Regions from separate parts of the Homo sapiens genome. Here region 2 is linked to region 1. The links are chromatin loops, found by intact Hi-C in ENCODE. Cell type or tissue: MCF 10A. All regions are shown on one strand. Each heading gives the region's core, and the rest is flanking DNA. Links, peaks and the distances in the headings are about the cores only. Region 1 holds the start of GPKOW (G-patch domain and KOW motifs). Region 2 has its middle 59 kb from the start of PAGE1.

What was found. Peaks named below come from ENCODE experiments on the same cell type or tissue, not always from the same donor. Only the 100,000 strongest peaks of a DNase experiment are listed, where the experiment ranks them.
Region 2: a loop joins it to region 1, with 9 times the contacts of the local background. A loop is called at or near these places in 2 of 110 quality-filtered maps.

What each region holds. Positions count from the first base shown.
Region 1 is chrX:49,119,044-49,127,378 of GRCh38, forward strand. GPKOW (G-patch domain and KOW motifs) reads right to left here and starts at 4,692. Exons shown (of 11, transcript NM_015698.6): 1 at 4,504-4,692; 2 at 3,579-3,733; 3 at 3,355-3,479; 4 at 662-771. The coding sequence starts at 4,679. RefSeq lists enhancers at 4,362-5,015, 5,016-5,669. In MCF 10A, for the core only: a CTCF peak has its summit at 4,799 (motif pointing right); a DNase peak (open chromatin) is centred at 4,758.
Region 2 is chrX:49,750,660-49,758,994 of GRCh38, forward strand. No RefSeq gene overlaps it. Among named protein-coding and RNA genes, the nearest start is that of PAGE1, 59 kb to the left of the region's middle. In MCF 10A, for the core only: a CTCF peak has its summit at 3,789 (motif pointing right); no DNase peak of the experiment used is centred there.

The DNA.
Region 1 (8,335 bases), core at 148-8,147:
CAGGTTCACGCCATTCTCCTGCCTCAGCCTCCTGAGTAGCTGGGACTACAGGCACCCGCCACCATGCCCGGCTAATTTTTTGTATTTTTTTTTTTAGTAGAGATGGGCTTTCACCGTGTTAGCCAGGATGGTCTCGATCTCCTGACCTCGTGATCCACCCACCTCAGCCTCCCAAAGTGCTGGGATTATATGTGTGAGCCACCACACCCGGCCCTAATTTCTTTTCTTAAAATTAATTAATCTTTTGTAGAGATGGGGCCTCCCTATGTTGCCCAGGCCAGTCTCAAACTCCTGGAGTTAAGTGATCCTCCTGCCTCAGTCTCCGAAAGTGCTGGGATTACAGGCATGAGCCACTACCTGGCCTATGTGTATAATTTCATTTAACTCTCACAACAGACCTATGAAGTCAGTACTATTACCCCCATTTTTCAGATGAGGAAATTGATGTCCCTAGAGGCAAACTTTATATAAATGGGATTCTATTAGAGTTTCAAAGGGCAAATGGGAGTTTAAAACAGTAGTGGAAGGGGCTGCTGAATTAGTTAGGGCGATAATGTATCCTCCCTCCCTGCCTAGGTGGTTCTGGTTTGGCAGTGACCCTGGGGATCTTGATTGCAGCCTGATGATCTGTCTGTCCCCTCGACCCTATCCCAGAACTCACTGATTGAAGGTGCGGCCGATGCCCTCGCCAGGTTTCCAGCCCATGCCCCGCAGCATGGCCAGCCCATAGGCCTCCACGGGGACCGCCTCATAATTAGCCTCCTCTGGCACCTACAGGTTCAGGTAGAGGAAGGAGGGTCAGGCTTTGCTTACACTGGGTCTTCTATTTGAAGTGCACTTGCTGCCCCCCACTGGGAGACCTGCTACGCGTCTTTTCCAATCAGCTCAAGGGTGAGTTTTGATTTCCTCTTTCCATCCCTCACTGTACTCCTCCATGTTCAGTCCTTCAACAAATATAAAGCACCTTGTCTATGGCAAGTACTGTTCTAGGTACTGGGGATGAAGCTGTGAACCAAACAGACAAAAACCCCTACCCCTGCAGAGCTTCTGATCTAGTTGTGGAGACATACTATAAATAAAACCCAGAAAACATGATATGTCAGGTGGTGATGTAAAGAACAAGAAAACAGGGTAAGAAGATGCAGAGGGATGGAGAGGGAGTGCCACTGGGTTGACATTTAAGCAGAGATCAGGAGATGACAGCAGAGGGAGCCATGAGGATATGAGAAGAAAGTGTCCCAAGCTGAAAGCATAGTAACAGCAAAGGCCCTGAGGCCGGACAAGGCTTGGTATGTGTGAGGGGTATCATGAAAGTCACCATGACTGAAATGGAGAGAGTGAGAGTAGACAGCAGAGAAGGGTGGGGAAGAGACCAAATCAGGAGAGCTGGGCAGGAGTCAGAGGACCTTGAGCCAGGTGGGAGCCACAAGAGGGACCAGTGAGGAAATTACTCTAATAGTCCAGATGAGAGATGCTGGTGGCTCAGCCCTTTGCAGTGGTATTGGTGGTGGTGAGAAGTGGTCAGTTCTGGGTGTCATTTTGAAAAAAGATGATAGGATTGTGCTGGCATATTGTATGGGGCACGAAATAAAGAGAGGAATTGAGGATGACTCCAAGGTTTTCTTTTTTTTTTTTCTTGAGATGAAGTCTTGCTGTGTTGCCCAGGCTGGAGTGCAGTTGCATGATCTCAGCTCACTGCAACCTCAGTCTCCTGGGTTCAAGCGATTCTCCTGCCTCAGCCTCCCGAGTAGCTGTGATTACAGGCACGTGCCACCATGCCCAGCTAATTTTTGTATTTTTACTAGTGATGGGGTTTCGCCATGTTGGCCAGGCTGGTCTTGAACTCCTGACCTCAGGTGATCCGCTGGCCTCAGCCTCTCAAAGTGTTGGGATTACAGGCGTGAGCCACCGCCCCTGGCTGACTCCAAGGTTTTTATGCTGAGTGAGAGGAAGGATGGATGGAATTTTTGGTCACCTGATATGTAGAAAGCTGCAGGAGGAGGTTTATAGAGGGAAAAATTAGAAGAATGAGGCCAAAGCTGGAACAGGATGAAAGGATGAAGAGGGAAGTGAGGATCTTTTTTTTCTTTAAAGATGAAGGAGCTGGGCACAGTGGCTCACGCCGGTAATCCCAGCACTTTGGGAGGCTGAGGTGGGTAGATCACTTGAGGTCAGGAGTTCAAGGCCAGCCTGACCAACGTGGCGAAACCTCGTCTCTACTAAAAATACAAAAATTAGCCAGGCGGTAGTGACACGTGTCTGTAATCCCAGCTACTTGGGAGGCTGAGGCAGGAGAATCGCTTGATCCCAGGACCGGGAGGTTGCAGTGAGCCGAGATCACACCACTTCACTCCAGCCTGGGCGACAGGGCAAGACTCTATCTCAAAAAACAAAAAACAAACAAACAAAAAAATGTTGAAGGAAACCAGGGCACATCTGAAGGCTGAAGAGAACAGTTCAGTTGAAAGAGAGAGTGGTGTGGGGCTGTAGAAGAACTAGACTCAAAAGAAGCAGTGCAAGAAATTTATGAAAGAAGAGGTGAAAAGTCAGGTCTGTGGGTATGAAAGACAGACTTGGTTACTTCTGTAGACATGCCTCTCACGTCCCCTCTTGTCACCTCCCATCATCACTCCTTCCCATTCACTCCAGATACACCACATGTTGCCTCACTGATGGACACACCATATCGATTTTCTACCACTATGCCATTGCTTGGGCTGTTACTACTAACAGGAGTACTCACTCTGTTCTTCCCTCTCTCACTAAACCCTACTTATCCTTCCAGACCACTCTGGTCTAAGTCCCCAGCATCTCTAGCCTGGACTACTCATCCCCTTGCTTCCACCTTCACTAATGAGTCTGTTCACAGCTTCCAGAGGGATACTGTCAAATCATAAATCATATTTCATCTATGCTCAGGGCTTGTCCAGGCTCTCATCTCACTCAGAGTAAAAGCCAAAGTCCTCACAATGGCCTACAAGGCCCTGCCTGGTCTAGCACCCCCATCTCCTTTCTGACTTCGTCTACTACCCCTTCCCCTTACTCATTCCACTTCAGTCACACTGGTCTCCTTGGTGTTCCGCAAACACTTTAGGCAGTGTCTACCTTCAGGGCCTTTACATTTCCTGTTCCCTTTGCTGCACACCTCATTCAGATAATCCTAGGATTCAAGTACGTTTTTAGCATCCAGATACCCAGATTCATTTGGTAATGCTTCCAAAATGATGACAGGAGAAGGGGCAGGTGGCGGGCCTCTAGCACACACACAGACTTTCCCTGCTACGTGCAGGGACACAGCCTGGCGGACAGGGCAAAGAAAGGCTGGGGCAGGAGGGGGACAAGGGGCCAGCTCACTGTCTCTGCCCGGGGTTCGCTGTCTGCCCCTTCCCCGCTGGGGGTGCATCCTTTCTGGATCATGGGGATAGCGAGCGTGGGGTCGACACCCGCATTCTCTCTCTCTTCCAGAGACTTCTTGGATTCTAAAGGAAGAATAGGAGGGAGCAATGAAGTCCCACTCTATCCTTCCACCTTCTTCCTCTTCTTCCTTCAATGGGGAAGGGTAAAGGGGTATCACTCACCCGCAATGAGCTCCTTCACAGCCTGGGACACCACCCCATCCGCCAAGGCCCCAGTATCTGTGGATGGCCCAGGGGGCCGGGCTGGTGGCTGCCTGCGATGGCCATTCTGGATCAAAGGGATGACGAGTTCCTTGGGGGCCTCCTGGGGCTTCACACTGATGTGGACACAGAGGGGTGGGGTTGGGAGAATGGCAGGGTCAGTGGGTCACACTCCTTCATTCAGAGAAAACACAAGAGCCAAACTCACCCCAGCCCCACAGACCATGTCTTCCCTACTCCATGTCTGGATCTCCTGTTCCTCTCTGATCGTGCATTCTCTGGATTATCTCCCCAGTGCCCCCAACTCATAAATGTCAGTGCCTTCGAGAAATAAGTCCTGCACTCTCTGTTTAACTCAATACCGGCTTCTACAATGGCCCACAAATCACTATCTTCAGCCCAGACCTTCCCCAGCTCCAGGTTCCCAAACAGCTTCCTAGATGCCTGATTCTCTTCTGGAAATCCCTCCCTCAGACCCCTCAGACACTCCTCTCCTCATTAAGCTGATGGTGGCCTCCATCAACCTGAATCTGCCGCTCCATCCCGTTCCCCATATCGGGGACGCCTCAGCCCTTCAGTTGAGACACTAGCAGGTCCTGTCATTTTCTCATTCTTTCCTTCTCCCAGAACGCACAGACCTTAGTGTCTTCAAGTCCTAAAGACACTTCTTCTCAGTAATACATCCTCTCTTCGCAATTCCCACAGCTATCAGGCCCAATTTCCTCACCCCCTCCTATAAACTCCCGCCTTCTGGCCTCCACGAATTTACTCAGGCTGTGCTTCAGGCTTAACAGGTCACTGTCACCAAGACAAACAACTGAGATTCCTCCCTCCCGCTTACGCCCACCGCAGAGATTTCCAAGGGGTGAAAGACCCGGCGCGTCACCTCTGCAGCTCCCTCCCTTCCACGGTTTTCAAGAAATCCTTCTCCTCCGGAGATGGCCCCGCGCCGTCTCCCGAGTCGGCCAGCCGCCTCCGTGCGGACGTGCGAGTGAAGCCGAATGAAATTGGGGCAGTGGAAGCAGCCGTCAGCGGCAAAACACCCTCTTTGGAGTCAGCCATCTTGCTCCTTTTCCCAGGCCGGCGCGCTGCTTGCTGGGAAATTTAGTTTGGGTTCAGATCGCTAGGGGCCGGCCAAAGTGCGTAAAAACTACCTTCCCATCAACCACTGTGGCACCGGCGGGAGGGGGCGGTAAGGGGCCGTGGGAAGTAATTGTCGCTCTTTCAAACGTGGTGGGAGCGCGTCGCGCCAAGCGCCCAGGGAAATGTAGTTTTTTTTTTGTTTGTTTTGTTTTGTTTTTTAAGATGGAGTCTCGCTCTGTTTCACAGGCTGGAGTGCAGTGGCGTGATCTCGGCTCACTGCAACCTCCGCCTCCCAGGTTCAAGCGATTCTCCTGCCTCAGCCTCCCGAGTAGCTGAGACTAAAGGCATGCGCCACCACGCCTGGCTAATTTTTGTATTTTTAGTAGAGACGGGGTTTCACCGTGTTAGCCAGGATGGTCTCGATTTCCTGACCTCGTGATTCTCCTGCCTCGGCCTCCCACAGTGCTGGGATTACAGGTGTGAGCCACCACGCCTGGCTGGAAATGTAGTTTTTAGCGGGGTAGGCATGGTGGAAGGTGGATTCATTCTTGCCAGACATTAATCTTCCTTCGTGTAGGCGTTTGACAAGTATTTATGGAGCGCCTAATGTGTGCCCTACTTATGTGGGAAGTGTTGATGAAGTAAATCATTTAGAAATAATCAGCTGGGTGTGGTGGCGCGCACCTGTAGTTCCATTTACTCCGCAGGCTGAGGCAGGAGGATGGCCTGAGGCCTGGGAATTCGAGGCTGCACTTAGCTCTTATCGCACCACTGCATTCCAGCCTGGGTGACAGAGCGAGACCCCATCTCTAAAAAAGAAAAAGGTCGGGGGTGGGGGGGATGGAGCGTCAGTTGTGTACAATAATAAATAATAGACATAAAATAAATAATAGACATAAAAAACCCCGTCTCTACTGAAAATACAAAAATTAGAGGGGTGTGGTGGCTCATGCCTGTAATCCCAGCATTTTGGGAGGCCGAGGCTGGTGGATCACCTGAGGTCAGGACTTTGAGACCAGCCTGACTCATATGGTGAAACCCTGTCTCTACTAAAAATACAAAAATTAGCCGGGCGTGGTGGTGGCGCCTGTATCCCCAGCTACTTGGGAGGCTGAGACAGGAGGATTGCTTGAATCCGGGAGACAGAGTTTGCAGTGAGCCGAGATCCTGCCACTGCACTCCAGCCTGGGCGACAGAGCGAGACTCCGTCTTAAAAAAGAAAAAAGAAAGAAAGAAAGAAATAGTGCCTATTGGCCAGGCTCATACCCGTAATCCCAGCACTTTAGGAGGCCGAGGCGGGCGGATCACTTGAGGCCAGTAGTTCGAGACCAGCCTGGCCAACATGGTGAAACCCCGTCTCTACTGAAAATACAAAAATTAGCGGGGTGTGGTGGCGCATGCCTGTAATCCCAGCTACTCGGGAGGTTGAGGCAGGAGAATCGCTTGAACCCGGGAGGCGGAGGTTACAGTGAGCCGAGATCTCAACACTCCGGCCTGGGCTATAGAGTGACACTCAGTCTCAAAAACAAAAGAAAAACAAAAGAAAAACAAAAAAAAAAAAAAAAAAAAAAGAAAAAGAATAGTGCCTACTGATGTCAGATTTTAATACTCAACAAGGCACTAGATTCAAATATCAATAAAATAGGCTGGGCACAGTGGCTCATGCCTGTAATCCCAGCACTTTGGGAGACCTAGGCGGGCGGACCACCTGAGGTCAAGAGTTTGAGACCAGCCTGGCCAACATGGCAAAACCCAATCTCCACTAAAAATACAAAAATTAGCCGGGTGTGGTGGCACATGCTTGTAATCCCAGCTACTCGGGAGGTGGAGGCAGGAGAATCGCTTGAACCTAGTAGGTGGAAGTTGCAGTGAGCCAAGATTGCCCCACTGCACTCCAGCCTGGGCAACAGAGCGAGACTCTGTCTCAAAAAAAAAAAAAAAGAAAAAGAAAAGAAAAAGAAAAAAAAGAAACTTGTAGTCTAGTAGGGAATACAGACATTTAAATACATATTTTAAAAATATAGCAACATGTGCCGAGCTTAGTGGCTCACGCCTATAATCCCAGCACTTTGGGAGGCCTAGGCAGGAGGATTGTTTGAGCTCAGGACTTTGAGACCACCCTGGGCAACCTAGTGACACCCTGACTCTACAAAAAAATTTAAAAATTAATGGGGTGTGGTGGCGCACATCTGTGGACCCAGCTACTCAGAGGGCTGAGGGGGGAGGATCACTTCAGCCCAGGAGGTTGAGGATGCACTGAGCGGTGATCAGGCCACAGCACTACAGCCTGGGCAACACACACACATATACATATAGCAACATTAAACATATTGTGAGAACCAGGTCCTAAGGCTTCAAAGATTACTGATATGAAGGAAAAATGAAGCAGTCAGAAAATTAAAAAAAAAAAAGATTATTGAGACAGATCTCTCTTGTGTAGGACCTCAAGAGTTCATACAGGCAGGGTGCGGTGGTTCATGCCTGTAATCCCAGCACTCTGAGAAGCCGAGGCAGGTGGATCACTTGAGGCCAGGAGTTCAAGACCAACCTGGCAAACATGGCAAAACTCTGTCTCTACTAAACATACAAAAATTGGCCGGGCATGGTGGCAGGCGCCTGTGGTTCCAGCTACTCAGGAGGCTGAGGCATGAGAATCGCTTGAACCCGGGAGGTGGAGGTTGCAGTGAGCCGAGATCACGTCATTGCACTCCAGCTTGGGCGACAGAGTGAAACTCTGCCTTAGAAAATGAAAAAAAATTTAAAATGAAAAAAAAAAAGAGTTTATACAGAGTGGCTTATACAGAGTTGCTGGGTGTGGTGGCTCACACCTGTACTTTCAGCACTATGGGAGGCTGAGGCAGGAGGATTACTTGAGGCCAGGAGTTGGTGGATACAGTGAGCTATGATCGTGGCACTGCACTATAGCTTGTGTGACAGAGCAAGATCCTGCCTCTAAAAAAGTAAATAAGTAAAATAAAAATAAAATAGTTTGTACAGTAGATGACAGATACTTAAATATTCTTAAGAAAGAGTAATATAATTCTGCTACAAATTAGGCTCAAGGATATCATTGAAGATGTGTAAAATAATTTTTTATGAGATTCATTATCATATTATTGTGGCAAAAGCTTGAAGACCACTTAAATTATCAACAGAAGGGGATGCAGTAAATGAATTACAGCACACACCTTGGATGAAAGAAATACGCCTTTACATTGGAAGTTGTAAATAAATATATATATATAAAATATATATATATATACATATATATTTTTTTTGAGACAGGGTCTCACTCTGTTGCCCAGGCTGGAGTGTAGTGGTGTGATTTCGGCTCACTGCAACCTCCACCTCCCAGGTTCAAGCGATTCTCGTGCCTCAGCCTCCTGAGTAGCTGGGATTAGAGGTGCCTGACACAACGCTGGGCTAATTTTTCTATTTTCAGTAGAGGTGGGATTTTGCCATGTTGGCCAGGTTAGTCTCAAACTCCTCACCTCAGGTAATCCGACTGCCTTGGCCTCCCAAAGTGCTGAGATTACAGGCGTGAGTCACTGCATGACCAGCTGCTATAAATATAATTAAATGGACTGGGCACGGTGGCTCATGCCTATAATCCCAGCGCTTTGGGAGGCTGAGGC
Region 2 (8,335 bases), core at 265-8,264, 630 kb after region 1:
CCCAAGGTGGTCAGGGTACAGCTTGGTTTTATGTATTTTAGGGAGGCATGAGACATCAATCAAATACATTTAAGAAATACATTGGTTTCATTCAGAAAGGCAGGACAACTCAAAATGGGGAAGGCTTCCAGGCTATACGTAAATGTAAACATTTTCTGGTTGACAATTAGCTGAGTTTATCTGAAGACCCAGGATCAAAGGAAATGTTCAGGGTAAGGTAAAGGATTGTGGAGACCAAGTTTTATTGTGCAGAGGAAGCTCTCAGATAGTAGACTTCAGAGAGAGCAAGTTGTAAAGTGTTTCTTATCGGACTTAAAAGGGTGCTTGGCTCTTAGTTGATTATCTCCTGGATCTGGAAAGGAAGGAAGGAAAACAAAGGGGGAAAGGGATTCTCTATAGAAGGCGGATTTTTCCTACAAGAGACTTTGCAGGGCAATTCCAAGGTATGGCAAGGAAATATATTTTGGGGTAAAACATTTTGACTTTTTCCCTTGTTATGTCAGAATCAGATTGAAAAGTAAGCCATGATATACATGGTTAAATAAAACCCATCTGATGAGAGAATTTATGGTTTGTAGGGCATGACTCCCCAGACCCCTTAGAAAGGAATTTGGGCAAGATTAAAACAAAAACAAAAACAAAAACAGAGCTTAGTCCTCATTCCTATAACGGTCTGGAAGTTCTTCCATGTATCTCACCACAATCCCTCTTGCTTTGTTTTAGCCTGTTTGCTTTTGCTCCATTCCCTTAGATTTCTTCTTGCTGTTCTAAGTGTAGTTACTTTCTTGTCAGGGAATGGTTTATCAAATTATCTTGCACGTTTTTGCGCTGGGACTTTATATTTCTCTGATTTCCTGGTTCTGTCTAAAGAATATATTAACTTATTTCTTAGAATTGGCATGGTTTTCTCTATACACCGTGCTCATTACTTTTCTATTTAGAGAAAATATTTATTCATTTAATTTCTTTTTCAGAAGATTCCCTTCTGGTTTTATTTTGATGGCCTAATTTCAATTTGTCTCCTGGATCAAAGTATGTGACTTGTGTTTGTTTCCATGTAAAACATTGCCCAAGCCAGCATCAAGGAGTTCCAGGGAAGCCATTCCAGATCCTCGATAGGTGGGAATGTTTATTCTCGCTCTGTGTTACAGATAGGAACCTGAGACAAATAGAGGTGCCTGATTGATCCAGAATCACCTAGCTGTCAGATACCCACACAGAATTGATCAGACAGAGGAAGCTGGCTGCTCCAGGCATACTGCAATGGATGGAATGTTTGTGTCTCTCCAGAATTTATATGTTGAAACCCTAATCCCCAATGTGATGGTATTAGGAGGTGGGGCCTTTGGGAAGTAATTAGGTCATGACAATGGAGCCCTCATGATGGGATAAGTGCCCGTTTAAAAAATTGATACGAAAATACAGTTAGATAGTAGGAATAAGATCTACTGATCTGGTAGCACAATAGGGCAACTATAGTTAACAGTAATTTATCGTATACTTCAAAATAATTATAGAAGTGGATTTGGAATGTTCTCAACACAAATAAATGATAAATGTTTAAGGTGATGAATATCCCAATTACACTGATTTGATCATTACACATTATATACTTGTAACACATGTATTCCATAAATATGTACAACTATTATGTACCCATAAAAATTTTAAAATAGCATATTCTCAAAAAGAAAAAGAACAGACACGAGAGAACTGGCTTCCTCTCTGCACCATATGAGGATAAAAGAAGATGACCATCTGCAAACCAGGAAGAGAGCCCTCACCAGTAACCAAGTAAGTTGGCACTTAGATCTTGGTCTTCCAGAACTGATAAATAAATGTTTGTTATTTAAGCCACCCAGTCTCTGAAAATTTGTTACTGCTGCTGGAGCTAAGATAGTGGACTGCACAATTTTCTATCTTTAGATGCCTTCAACCTCTTTCTCAGGGGGGTCTGCTAGCAGCCCTTGCTGTCTTCTATGTTTTCTTCTTCTGATCAAATCTGCCTCTGAAAAGGACCTGGTCTACTTTTGGTATGTATTTCAGAGAAGGTACTACTCCTCTCTGGGTTACATCCTTACGTGTATTTATAAAATGGAAGGGGCTGTTCCCTGTGAAGGAAAAACAGGCACTAACAAGCTGGTAAGGCAGCTTAGTCGGGGGAATGGTCTGGGCCCTCCCAAGAGCTCTCCAAATGCTGCCATGTTGTAGCCATATATTCTGACTCTGTCCCTACAATCTCATACACACAGTGCATGAGGCTGTGTAGTCAGATAGACACAGTCTCCACACCTGGGCCTGCCCAGAGATTGCTGGGAGACCTTGGGTGGGTTACTCTGGGCCACAGTAACCTCATCTGCAGTCTGGTGACAGCAATCCTTATTTTACAGGATTGGAAGAGAACAAGTGTGGAGTTTCCAGGCTAGCATAGTGTCCAGATTGCAGGGTCTTATAAATGCCTTTCCTCCCTGCTTCTAAGTCAAAACCTGTGAGCACGCCATGTTTTCACTGAAGTTTCTATTTGTAGTTCTAGTTCCTGGGGTATGAAGAAAAGAAAAGGAAAATGATTTGGGGATGGCTGCAATTTGTAACAAGTCAGTGTGCCACAAGACATCTTGGATATGCTGCCTGTAGTGGGTTGAATTGTGTCCCCCCAAAATATATGTCCAAGTTCTGGCCCCCAGTACCTATGAATGTCACTTTATGTGGACACAGGGTCTTTGCAGAGGTAACTAAGTTAAGATGAGGTTATTCTGGATTGAGAGTGGGCCGTAAATCTAATGATTGGTGTCTGTATGAGAGAAAGGAGAGGGAAGATTGAGACACAGAGACACAGTAGAGAAGGCTGTGTGAAGATAGAGGCAGAGACTGGAGTTAGGTTACCAGAAACCGAGGAATGTCTGGGGCCACCATAAGCTGAATGGGGCAAGGAGGGATTCTCTCCTAGAGATTTCAGAGGGAGCATGGCCCTGCTGACACCTTGATTTTGGACGTCTGGCCCCCAGAGCTATGAGAAAATAAATTTTGGTTGTTTTAATCTATCAAGTTTGTGGTAATTTGTTACGGTAGCCACAGGAAACTAGTACGCTGCTTAAAAGGAGGACATTTATTCAGGCATCAACATGTCCAGAGAAAACGGCATGCGTATTTGCTAGTATTTTCCCATCTGGTGTGTCCAGAGCATCAGGAGAGGCAGGAACCCTCCCAGCAGCCATCTGGTCTCTCTACCTGGCTCCAGGCAGAGCTGGCACCTGTACATAGATGGTCCCATCCCATGCCCAGGTTGCATGTGATAGAATTTCTGACTGTGATGTGTTACATGCGGGCATCTGTGTGCCTCCTCATATGCAGGTAGAATAAACACACTGCCCTTTAAATGTTCTCCAAGCAAGGTCTGGCCCAAAGCACAATGGCAGGTGTGGTCATTGTATTTCCGCAGGTGCATGAATTACCACTTAACACAGTGTTAAGAAATAGCTGATTTTCTTCTTTGACTAAAAGATTTCTTGAAATTGCTTTGATAAAATAAGATCAACACTAATTCCCTTTTTATGCATTGTGCCTATCAATTGAAATGGAAAAAAGAAAGCCACTGCCAACTTTCATTTATTTAAATGCATGGATAGATACATGCAGATATTTATGATTTCTCCCTAGGATTCACAGATGCAAATGGAAAGGAAAAGTCGCAATGCTAAGTGTACGTATTTTGTGGGGAAGACAAATAAGAACAAAGCGCTGCTTGCTCAGATGGACAGCTCTGTGTCTCCGCCTACAGGGCTCTGGGTGTCTGTGCACCAGGGGGAACCTGAAGTGGCCGCCTCTTCACAACCTCTATTCCATAGACAGTTGCTTACCCCACCCCTTGTCACTGGCATAAAATCACTTGAAATATCTAACACCTAAAATTGCTAAAATGCACAGTGGACCTATGTAACAGCGATTTATGCCTATGAGGGCCTGCATCCAAAATGAACAAGGAGAGAGCTGGGCTGCTGTCAGTGTTATTGTGGCTCATTGTCTATGCACAAACTGCAGTGCTACAGAAGCAGGTAGCATTTATGGCCTTCTGTTTGTTTGCTGTCACTTTGGTACCTCAGCTCTGAGGTTTCCTTTGAGGAAGAGGGAGTGGAATGTATGGAAGTTTTGACAGAGAATTTAACCTCCTCTTCTTAGAGAGTTTAAGGGGCTACTCTCTAGAATGATCCCGTCTGACATTTAGATAACACTGGATTCTGTTCATCTCTTGCAGAGGAACTTACCAGCAGGGCCTCTGTCCAAATGCAGGAAACATGAACAGAATCCCCAGCTTGCTTTCTCCCACAGGACTCTGAGAAATAATCATCCTGTACATGCTCCCATTTGACGCCTTTTAATGGAACAAATTCACCATTGGAAATATGCAGGAAGTTGATTTCTTTTATATTTTGCCATCTTTAACCAATCCCTGGATAGGTTTTCAAAATCTCATTGAAGAGAAATATTTGGATGAGATTGGGGAAGTGGAACTCAGGTTTCTCTTGGTATTTATAATTGGGTAGAATCAAGGAAACCTAAATGGCCATAATGTTTTACCTTTACCCTTTGCTATGGTTTGAATGTGTCCCCCTCAAAATTCATGTGTTGGAAACTTAATTCCCAATGCAGGAGTGTTGGGAGTTGGGACCTGATAAGAGGTGATTGGCTCTGCTCTCATGACTAGATTAATGTCATTATCATGGAAGCAGGTCAGTTATTATGACAGTGGGTTGTTATAAAGTGAGTTCAGCCCCTGGTGCCTCCCTCTGCCTTGAGCACTGGTTTCACCTCTGCCTTCTGCTGTGGGATAACAAAGCATGAAGGCCTTCACCAGATGCTAGCACCAGCCTCTTGGACTTCCCAGCCTCTGGAACCATAAGCAAAATAAACTTCTATTCTTTATAAATTACCTAGTCTGTGGTATTCTGTTATAGCAGCAGAAAACAGACTAAGACACTCATGAAATATATATAACAAACCAGCGTTATGTGCACATATGCACAAATGCACTCATACTGGAGGATACAGTGAGTGTTTGAGTTTTTATATCTTGTAGTTGTTCATGCAAGATGGTTTATGGAGTTGAAATTTGTCATCCATATAAGTAATGTACTACTTGAAATTGGACAAAGTATGGAGAAGAGCCTTAAAAATCATTGAAAAAATGAGGTGAGCTTAAAAGAATTTAATATGTGTAGCTCAGGGAAGCTGCTGTTTAGGAGAAGTGGGAATGTGCCTCTGCTTCAGGACTGTAAGTCCCCAAAGAGTAATTTGCAGGCAGTAAGAAGGCACTACAGAGAAGGAAATGGGCAGAAAGGAATTGAAGTGTGTCTTAGTTTGCTCAGGCTTCCATAACAAAATATCACAGACTAGGTGGCTTAAACAACAGACATTTATCCTCTCATGTTCTGGAGGCTGGAAGTCCAAGATCAAGGTGCTGGCTGATTTGGTTCTGGTGAGGGTTCCAATCTTGGCTCACAGATGGCTGCTTTCTTGCTGTGTCCTCATATAGTCTCTTCTTTGTGAGCAAAGAAGAAAAAGAATGAAAAAAACAAAAAAAGAAAGAAAAAAGAAAAATAAGAAAAGGAAAAAGAAAGAAGAAGAGCAAGAAGAAGAGCTCTGTTATCTCTTCTTTTAAGGACCTGCCCTGATTTAATTGAGGTTAAATAACTGTATGACTTCATTTAACCTTAATTACCTCCTTGTAAACCCTATCTCCAAATACAGTCGTATTGGGGATTAGGGTTTCAACTTATGAATTTGGTGGAGAAACAATTAATTCCATAGTAGAGTGGAAGCTATAGGCAGTAGAATGACCTCCCAGGGAAACAACGGGGACAGTGATGCTATTCCTGAGGAATTAAAAGTGCATTGGGCTGGGCCAGTTCCACAATATGCTGTAGGAAGGGCTTCCTTCCCTCCTGGCCCTTTGGAGATGTGAGGAAGGGACTGACAGACTAAAAGCTTTAGGTTGCTTGGGAGATATCGTCTGATAAAAACTTTAATCTGGTAACCTTCCTCTCTCTTTCTCTCTCTACCTCTCACTCTCTCTCTGTCTGGCTCTCTTAATGGAATGCTAGTGTATTCTTATTAGGAAGATAGAACTTGGTTAGGAAGGAAGGAAGAAAAACGGCAGGCAGGCAGGCATTGGAGCCAGCAGGACTGGGAGATCACAACCACAATCTCCTGGGCAAAAGAAAGGGGAAATGAGAAGCAGTGCTTTCTCAGTCATGCGAGTAGTTACTGGCAGTTTGTTCTGGCCAGCAGAACTTCTGATATCATGGCTATTGAATAACTTATCATCAAAGTTTAATGTGAAACCAGGTGACTGATAACTAAATCTAGGAACAGAAATAGAATCTTCATTTTTTCTGCCTGAAGAAACTTTTTTCTGTCATTTGATTTAAAGGCCAAAGGCTATTCACCATACCACTGAGAATTATAAAACCTTTATGAAAACTCATCACAGTGTTGAATTGAATGTGTGATAGAGAGGAAAGCTGGGATAATTTCAATCCTTACCCGACCCATCTTAATAAGGTAAAGACTCCTGTGAAAGCTACCATACTCAACGCAGTGAGATCACAGCATAGCCGATTTTTTTTTTTTTTTTTTTTTTTTTTTTACCTCTTTCTAGGTTGAATGGAAATGAGGCAGTAGCCAAAGGGGATAGAAATAAACGTTCTTCTCTTACTGTGATTGTGTGGATCTGATGGGCTTTTCAAAATGGCACATGGGTCAGTGTTTCTTGGAGCCTGGACTAGCATACCCTCCCGGCATCTTAAGAGAAACAATCTCCAGGCTTGGTAGAAGTCCTTGGCTTTCTTGCTTAGAAATGTCAGAAGCCAATGAATATTTACATCCCCATCTCACCTTTGCTCTGATTTGCTAATCTGATCCTTATCAAATTAGGCCAAAAGGAAAGCAGTTAGAAACTTGAACTTCCATTGTTAGATAAGTACCAATCTCTACATTAAGAGCTATACAGATACTTGTAAATTTCTCACTGGGACACAGAATTGGTACATATCTCCAGGTGATCCTCTTCTCTCAGCATGTATATTCTTCTCTCATGTAGAAATCAGTTGCTTTGATGGTCAGAAAGAGACAAAGAGAAACAAATTCATCAGTCTGTATTATATCACAGTAGAATACAAGGCTAGAAAGTAGGTTCAACCCTGTTGGAACCCAGCCGGTCTGCTGCCCTCGCTGAGTTTCAGGGTCCCTGTCTGCATATCTGGAAAATAAGTTCATCTTTCCTAAAGACCCATCCAATCTTTGATTCTATAATCATAAGTAGGGTGATAAGATTTTATTTCCTACTTAGAGGGCCACCTGGAGAGTACATTCTGCTTTAATTTTCTGTTTTGGTGATGGGGAATTTGGAGCCATGCATGGTTATGAAAGGCCCAGAGATGGAATCTCATCTCTGATTCAAGGCTTTGGTTCCTGGCTTCCTGCTGTATTACTTCAATGAAACCAAACCTTTTAGGGCATATGTCTGCACATATTGGCCTACTCAAAATGCCATTCTATCCTGGGCGAGGTGGCTCACACCTGCAATTCCAGCACTCTGGGAGGCCAAGGTAGGAGGATGGCTTGAGGCCAAGAGTTTGAGACCAGTCTGGACAGTATAGTGAGATCCAATCTCTACAAAAAATAGAAAAATTAGCTGGGCTTGGTGGCATGTGCCTGTAGTCCCAGCTACTTGGGAGGCTGAGGTGAGAGAATCCCTTGAGCCCAAGAGGTTGAGGCTGTAGTGAGCTATGATCGTACCACTGTGCTCCAGCCTGGATGACAGAGCAAGACCCTGTTGCTTAAAAAAGAAAAAAGAAGCAAAATGCCTTTCCGAATGATCCCATTGACTGGGCAGAAATGTTACATTGTTAAAATATTTTGTGCCAGCCGCAGTGGCTCACGCCTGTAATCCCAACACTTTGGGAGGCTGAGGCGGGCGGCTCACCTGAGGTCAGGAGTTCGATACCAGCCTGGCCAACATGATGAAACCCTGTCTCTACTAAAAATACAAAAAAAATTAGCTGGGTGTGGTGGCGGGCGCCTGTAATCCCAGCTACTCGGGAGGCTGAAGCAGGAGTTTGAGACCAGTCTATGCAAAATGGCGAAACCCTGTCTCTACTAAAAATAAAAATTAGCCGGGCATGGTGGTGCATGCCTATAGTCCTAGCTACTTGGGAGGCTGAAGCAGGAGAATCGCTTGAACCCAGGAGGTGGAGGTTGCAGTGAGCCAAGATTGCACCATTGCACTCCAGCCTGGGCAACAAGAGTGAAACTCTGTCTCAAAAAAAAAAATTTTTTT